Regions from separate parts of the Mus musculus genome. Here region 2 is linked to region 1. A link is a loop called in an ENCODE intact Hi-C map of the cell type or tissue named here. Cell type or tissue: heart. All regions are shown on one strand.

Region 1 (2,500 bases):
AACCAGTGCCTATCTCAGCAGCAGCGATGGATTACATCCAACACTTTGCAAGACAAAAACTTAAGCCATCCTTAGCGGAGAAGGGAAGTTCCTTCCTTCCCTGCCCCCATTTAAACCCACCTCTTTTTCTTTGATCTGTGTGCTACATCTTAATGAGAAAAAACTATAAGCTCACCCTGACCGCAGTCAGCCGGGCCGCCTCCTGAACCCAAGTCCCTCACCCAGGGCGACTCCTCTTCCAAACCCGGAGCCGTAGCCGGCAGATCCAACACACATCCCACCCCCAGCACCCCAGGCCCACCTCCCGGGGCTCACTCGACGACCCACATCCCCAAGCTCCGCACCCCCATCGCACTTCCGCCCGGGTGGCGCGGTGACCAGCCCTCCCCCAGCCCCCACCCCATCTTTGTCTGGCTCCCCCACACCTCAACGTTCCCAACTGCCAACGGCAGCCCTCCCTGGCGCCCCACCGCCCACGCCCACCCGGCGCCGCGCGCGCCCGCAGGCCGCTCACCTTGTCCATGAGCTTCCAGCACTTCTCCACCATCTTCTTGTCCACCGTGCAGGGAGGGTGCGGGCTGAGGTGGTGGTGGTGGTGGTGCGGCTGGAAGGCGTCCTTCATGAGCCCGATCAGGCCGCCCGCTCCCGAGCCCCCAGAGCCGCCGCCGCCGGCGCCCGAGCTCTTCTTCACGTTGCCGGCCATGGCCAGCGGAGGGTCGGGAGCCCGCTCGGCCGCGAGCGAGGGAATGGAGCCGGGCGAGAAGGAGGGGCCTCTCCGGCAACCACCGCCGGCGCTCGCAGCCCAGGGAGTGAGAGGGAGGCGCCCGCCCTGAGGCGCGCCCCTGCGCGGGCGCGAGCGCGGCCGGCGCAACGCGGGGGCGCGCGCCGGAGACGGGCAAGCACGGCACGCCGCGGCGACCCCCAACGCGCGCACGAGCTCGCGTGCACCCGCGTGCCCCGCGGCTCCCGGAAAGCCTCGACCAAGTTTCCGCGCCCACTGCTCCCGCCCTGACCCACTGGGACGGGCGGGGCGGAGCCCAAAGAAAACTCAGTGCCTGCGCCCTCTGCTGGAGAAGAGAGGAATGGAAGGAAAGAGGTGGGGTCCAAGGTAGAACCTGCGCACTAGGCAGAAGAGAAGCCTGGCCGTCCATGTTCGTTGTGGCCTGGGCTTGTTGCCTCCGGGAGTTGAGTCATGGCTGTGCTCGGATTAAGACGGGTAGGGATGGAAGGAGTCTTCTAAATGTGGATATTGAGCTTCGAGTTATCTGCCTCATCTTGTGGAAAGATGGAAAAAGAAAGCCAAAGTTCGTTTTCTTCCCCTTAGTGTTTTTATTTTTGTGGTGATTGGAATTGAACCTACGACCTCACACATCCTAGACAAGTACCCCACCTTGAGCTATATCCCTATTCCACCATCTTGTTTCACCATGTAGCCCTGGCTGCCTTGGAACTCGCTGTGTAGACCAGGGTGGCTCTGAACTCACAGAGATTCACATGCCTCTACCTCCCGAGCGCAGGGATTAAAAATCGCCTTGGTATTTATAACCCTCAAAGGTTGGGAATTCAGTTGCTGCAGCTTTTTGCAGACTAAGTCACATAAAGGTTTAAGGTTAAGGACACTCGCGTCTCACGCGCTTCTTCCAGACTTTTTAACCTTTTTAAAACAAGTAACTTCCTTTTGATCTTTTTCTTTCTGAAGAGCAATTCCTTTTCTGGGAACTGAATATGTACTTTAAAGATATTCTATTGCTCAGCGGAATGCGCTGGCGGCACGAGGCCCCGCCCACAGAGGCTGTGAGCCACTTGCATGGAGGGAACAGAAATTCAGCTCCCGGACACCTTCACTTCCCTAATCTTCAGACTTCACTAGAAGTACTTTGAAAATAGGAACTTCTTTTCCAAAGAAGAAGAAAGTACCCAACCTTGGTTTGCTAATATTTTTTTAGCTCCAAAACCATTTGGTGACATTAAGTACTCAGTTCTGCCACCAAGCCTTTGGCTGGTAGGTTGTTGAACTTGTCCAGTACTTGAAGAAAGAAAACAGTCTCTGAACACCAGAATTATTCAGTCCCACAACTTTGGGTTGCAAATCAGTCATTTTTTTTTTTTTTTTTCGAGACAGGGTTTCTCTGTGTAGTCCTGGCTGACCTGGAACTCACTCTGTAGACCAGGCTGGCCTCGAACTCAGAAATCCACCTGCCTCTGCCTCCCAAGTGCTGGGATTAAAGGTGTGCGCCACCACGCCCGGCTGCAAGTCAGTCATCTTTAAGACCTTTTTGAACCTGTATTATCATTTCATGTCAATAGCCTGCCTTTTATTTCTTTGTTTTGTTTTTGTTGGTGGTATTGAGCTTGGGGTTTTTGTTTTCAGACAGGGTCTCTCTATGTAGTCCTGGCTATCCTGGAACTCTTTATGTAGAACAGACTGGCCATAAACTCACAAAGATGCTCCTGCCTCTGCCTCCTGGGTGCTGGGATCATAGGCATGTATCACTCTGCC
Region 2 (2,500 bases), 52 kb before region 1:
TTGGAAGACAATAGTAAAAGCTATTAGGTCTAATTACAACGACAGATGATGAGATCCGCCGCTACTAAGGAGGCAATATCCTGGGTCCTAAGTCTGTGGCTCCCATTGCCAAGCTGGAAAGGGCAAAGGCTAAAAAACTCATCACTAAACTGGGTTAAATATACACTGCTAAGTTTTCTGTATGTAAATATAATTACAAAATTATCTTTAAAAGCAACAAACAAACAAAAAAACAAGAAAAAAGCCTGTGATATTGGAGCCAGAAAAATGACTCTGCAGATGAAGGCACTTGACACCAAACATAATGCTCTGTGCCACACAGTGGAAACACCTCCAAAAGTTGTCCTCTAATCCTTCCACAACAGTTGTCACAAGCATTGCCCCACAACACAAAATAAATAAGTGTAAAAATTTTAAGCTCTTATAATTAGAAGCTTTCCTTAATAAAATATGGGAAGTCTTGAGTATTATAAACATAAATTTAGATATAAAGCTACCTTAACAATAAGGGTAATGGACTTTAAAAGTGAAGTGACCAGTGCCTGGAAGTCCTTCATGCACGGGTACTGTCACAAGTGGTGACTGTAGTTCTTTCGCTGTCAAATTCCAAAACCTTTACATGCAACACTAGTGTCATCCAAGAAGAACATACCGAGAAAACAATCATAACTCAGTAACAACATCCTCTGCTCAGCACACTAACCAACTAAAAATACACACCATGAAACGTCTCTCAACAGGAAGTCAGACGAAATGCTAACTCTTATCTACTGAAGTTGTTCTTTTAAAAGAGAGAGCTTGGAGTCATGGCACACATCTGTTATACCCCAGCACTTGTTAAAATAGGAAGATGTCTACTTCAAAAGCAGCAAGTATGAGCTGTATAGCAAAACCATACCCAAACCCATCCATACACACAGAGAAATACATATGAATATAAAATATGAAAGGGATTTTCAATCAATATATCTAAACATATCAATGACCCCCCCCCATAAGTATATATCATATCAGTTGGGCGTGGTGGTGCACTCCTTTAATCTCAGCACTGAGAGGCAGAGGCAGATGGATCTTTTTGAGTTCCAGGCCAGCCTGGTCAACAGAGTGAGTACTAGGACAGCCAGGGCTACACTGAGAAACCCTGTCTTGAAAAGCAAAACAAAAAAGATATATATAATACCATACTCATGGTCCAATTTATGTGATACCCCCACTGTAAGGTAACAGTAGTAAGGAACCAAGGAGAGAAGGCAGCAGCAGCCTATACGAATCTCCAACAGCCGCTTCACACTTTGTACTCCCACTGAATCAACTGTGTGTATGTATGCACCAGGCAAGTCCTCTACAACTGAGCTAAGGTGCCAGCAGAATTGGTTACTTTTACTTTATGTATATAAATGTTTTGCCTGTATGCATGTGTGTGTGCCATGTACATGCAGTGCCAGAGTAAGCCAGGAGGAGGAGCAGGATCCCTTGGAACTGAAGTAACAGATAGCTGGTAGTCTACATGAGGATTATGGGAACTGAATTTAGTTCCTACCCAAGAGCAGCAAGTGTTCTTAACCACTAAGACATCTCTCCAGTTCCCAAATGAATCTTAAAATACAGATCCTTTATTCCTGTCACGTGTAACTCTGGCCATGAACCAACAAAAAATACCATCATAACCTAATTCACCTTTCTGAACAATACTCAGTGCTCTCCCAAAATACTCTCTACTTTCTAAGCCCCATGCCTTTCATGGTGGCAGTACATCAATAGTACATGTATCTCTTCATAGTCAGCTTTTTCCCTTTTAATGCTAGAGATCTAACTAACCTAGAAGCTTGTACATGAAAAATAATTGCTCTATTACTGAGCCATGCCCTAGTCCTTCCATGAGCTTGTTAGTAAGTGTCAGAACTGATCTATGTGATTCAAGAGCTGGAGAGCTCTACTATGATACATATTTTTCCTTCCAATGACTATCATTATGGAATGTTGCCTGTTCTTCAATGTTCTCAGATCCTACCTCCTCGGGTAGGGGAGAGAAAAGTCACTCATCCAAATTTAATATCTATTCTTCCCTTCTGAACAAACTGTATCATCTTGTTTAGATGTTTCATGGCTCTATCATACCTGCTGTGTGAGAACTGTCTTCCTTCCACCATTTGGAAGACAATTCTTCAGGGGCAGAAACAAAGTGTGTGGCACTTTCTCTGTATCTACATCGTACTTTATCTCTAAATTAGGTTACCCATCTGTAAATGACTTGTTAAAACACTCAACAGTACGGCACAGGCTTTTGGGCAAGTACCCCCAATGAACCAACCAACCCAAGAAATCAGCACCCAACCCTGGACACCATAAGCCACTGTTCTTTTTTTTAATCTGCTGTGGTAGTTTCTTGATCTTTAACTGTTTTTTCATGACAGCTGTTCTCCAGAGCACTAGTCAGTTTTTTTGTACAATGCCTTCAACACATCTGACTCACGTGTTTCTTTTTACAACTAGGATTATG

The links. Hi-C counts contacts between places; a loop is a spot of excess contacts. Peaks named below come from ENCODE experiments on the same cell type or tissue, not always from the same donor. Only the 100,000 strongest peaks of a DNase experiment are listed, where the experiment ranks them.
Region 2: a loop joins it to region 1, with 4 times the contacts of the local background. A loop is called at or near these places in 19 of 42 quality-filtered maps.

The regions. Positions count from the first base shown.
Region 1 is chr9:44,233,186-44,235,685 of GRCm38, forward strand. It overlaps Cbl (Casitas B-lineage lymphoma), which reads right to left and starts at 861. Exons shown (of 16, transcript NM_007619.2): 1 at 515-861. The coding sequence starts at 703. In heart, a CTCF peak has its summit at 1,075 (motif pointing left); DNase peaks (open chromatin) are centred at 1,006 and 1,766; H3K4me3 peaks cover 1,918 bases; H3K27ac peaks cover 2,064 bases.
Region 2 is chr9:44,181,007-44,183,506 of GRCm38, forward strand. All of the region lies in intron 2 of Cbl (Casitas B-lineage lymphoma), which reads right to left. Among named protein-coding and RNA genes, the nearest start is that of Mcam, 48 kb to the left of the region's middle. In heart, a CTCF peak has its summit at 1,446; a DNase peak (open chromatin) is centred at 1,445; H3K27ac peaks cover 660 bases.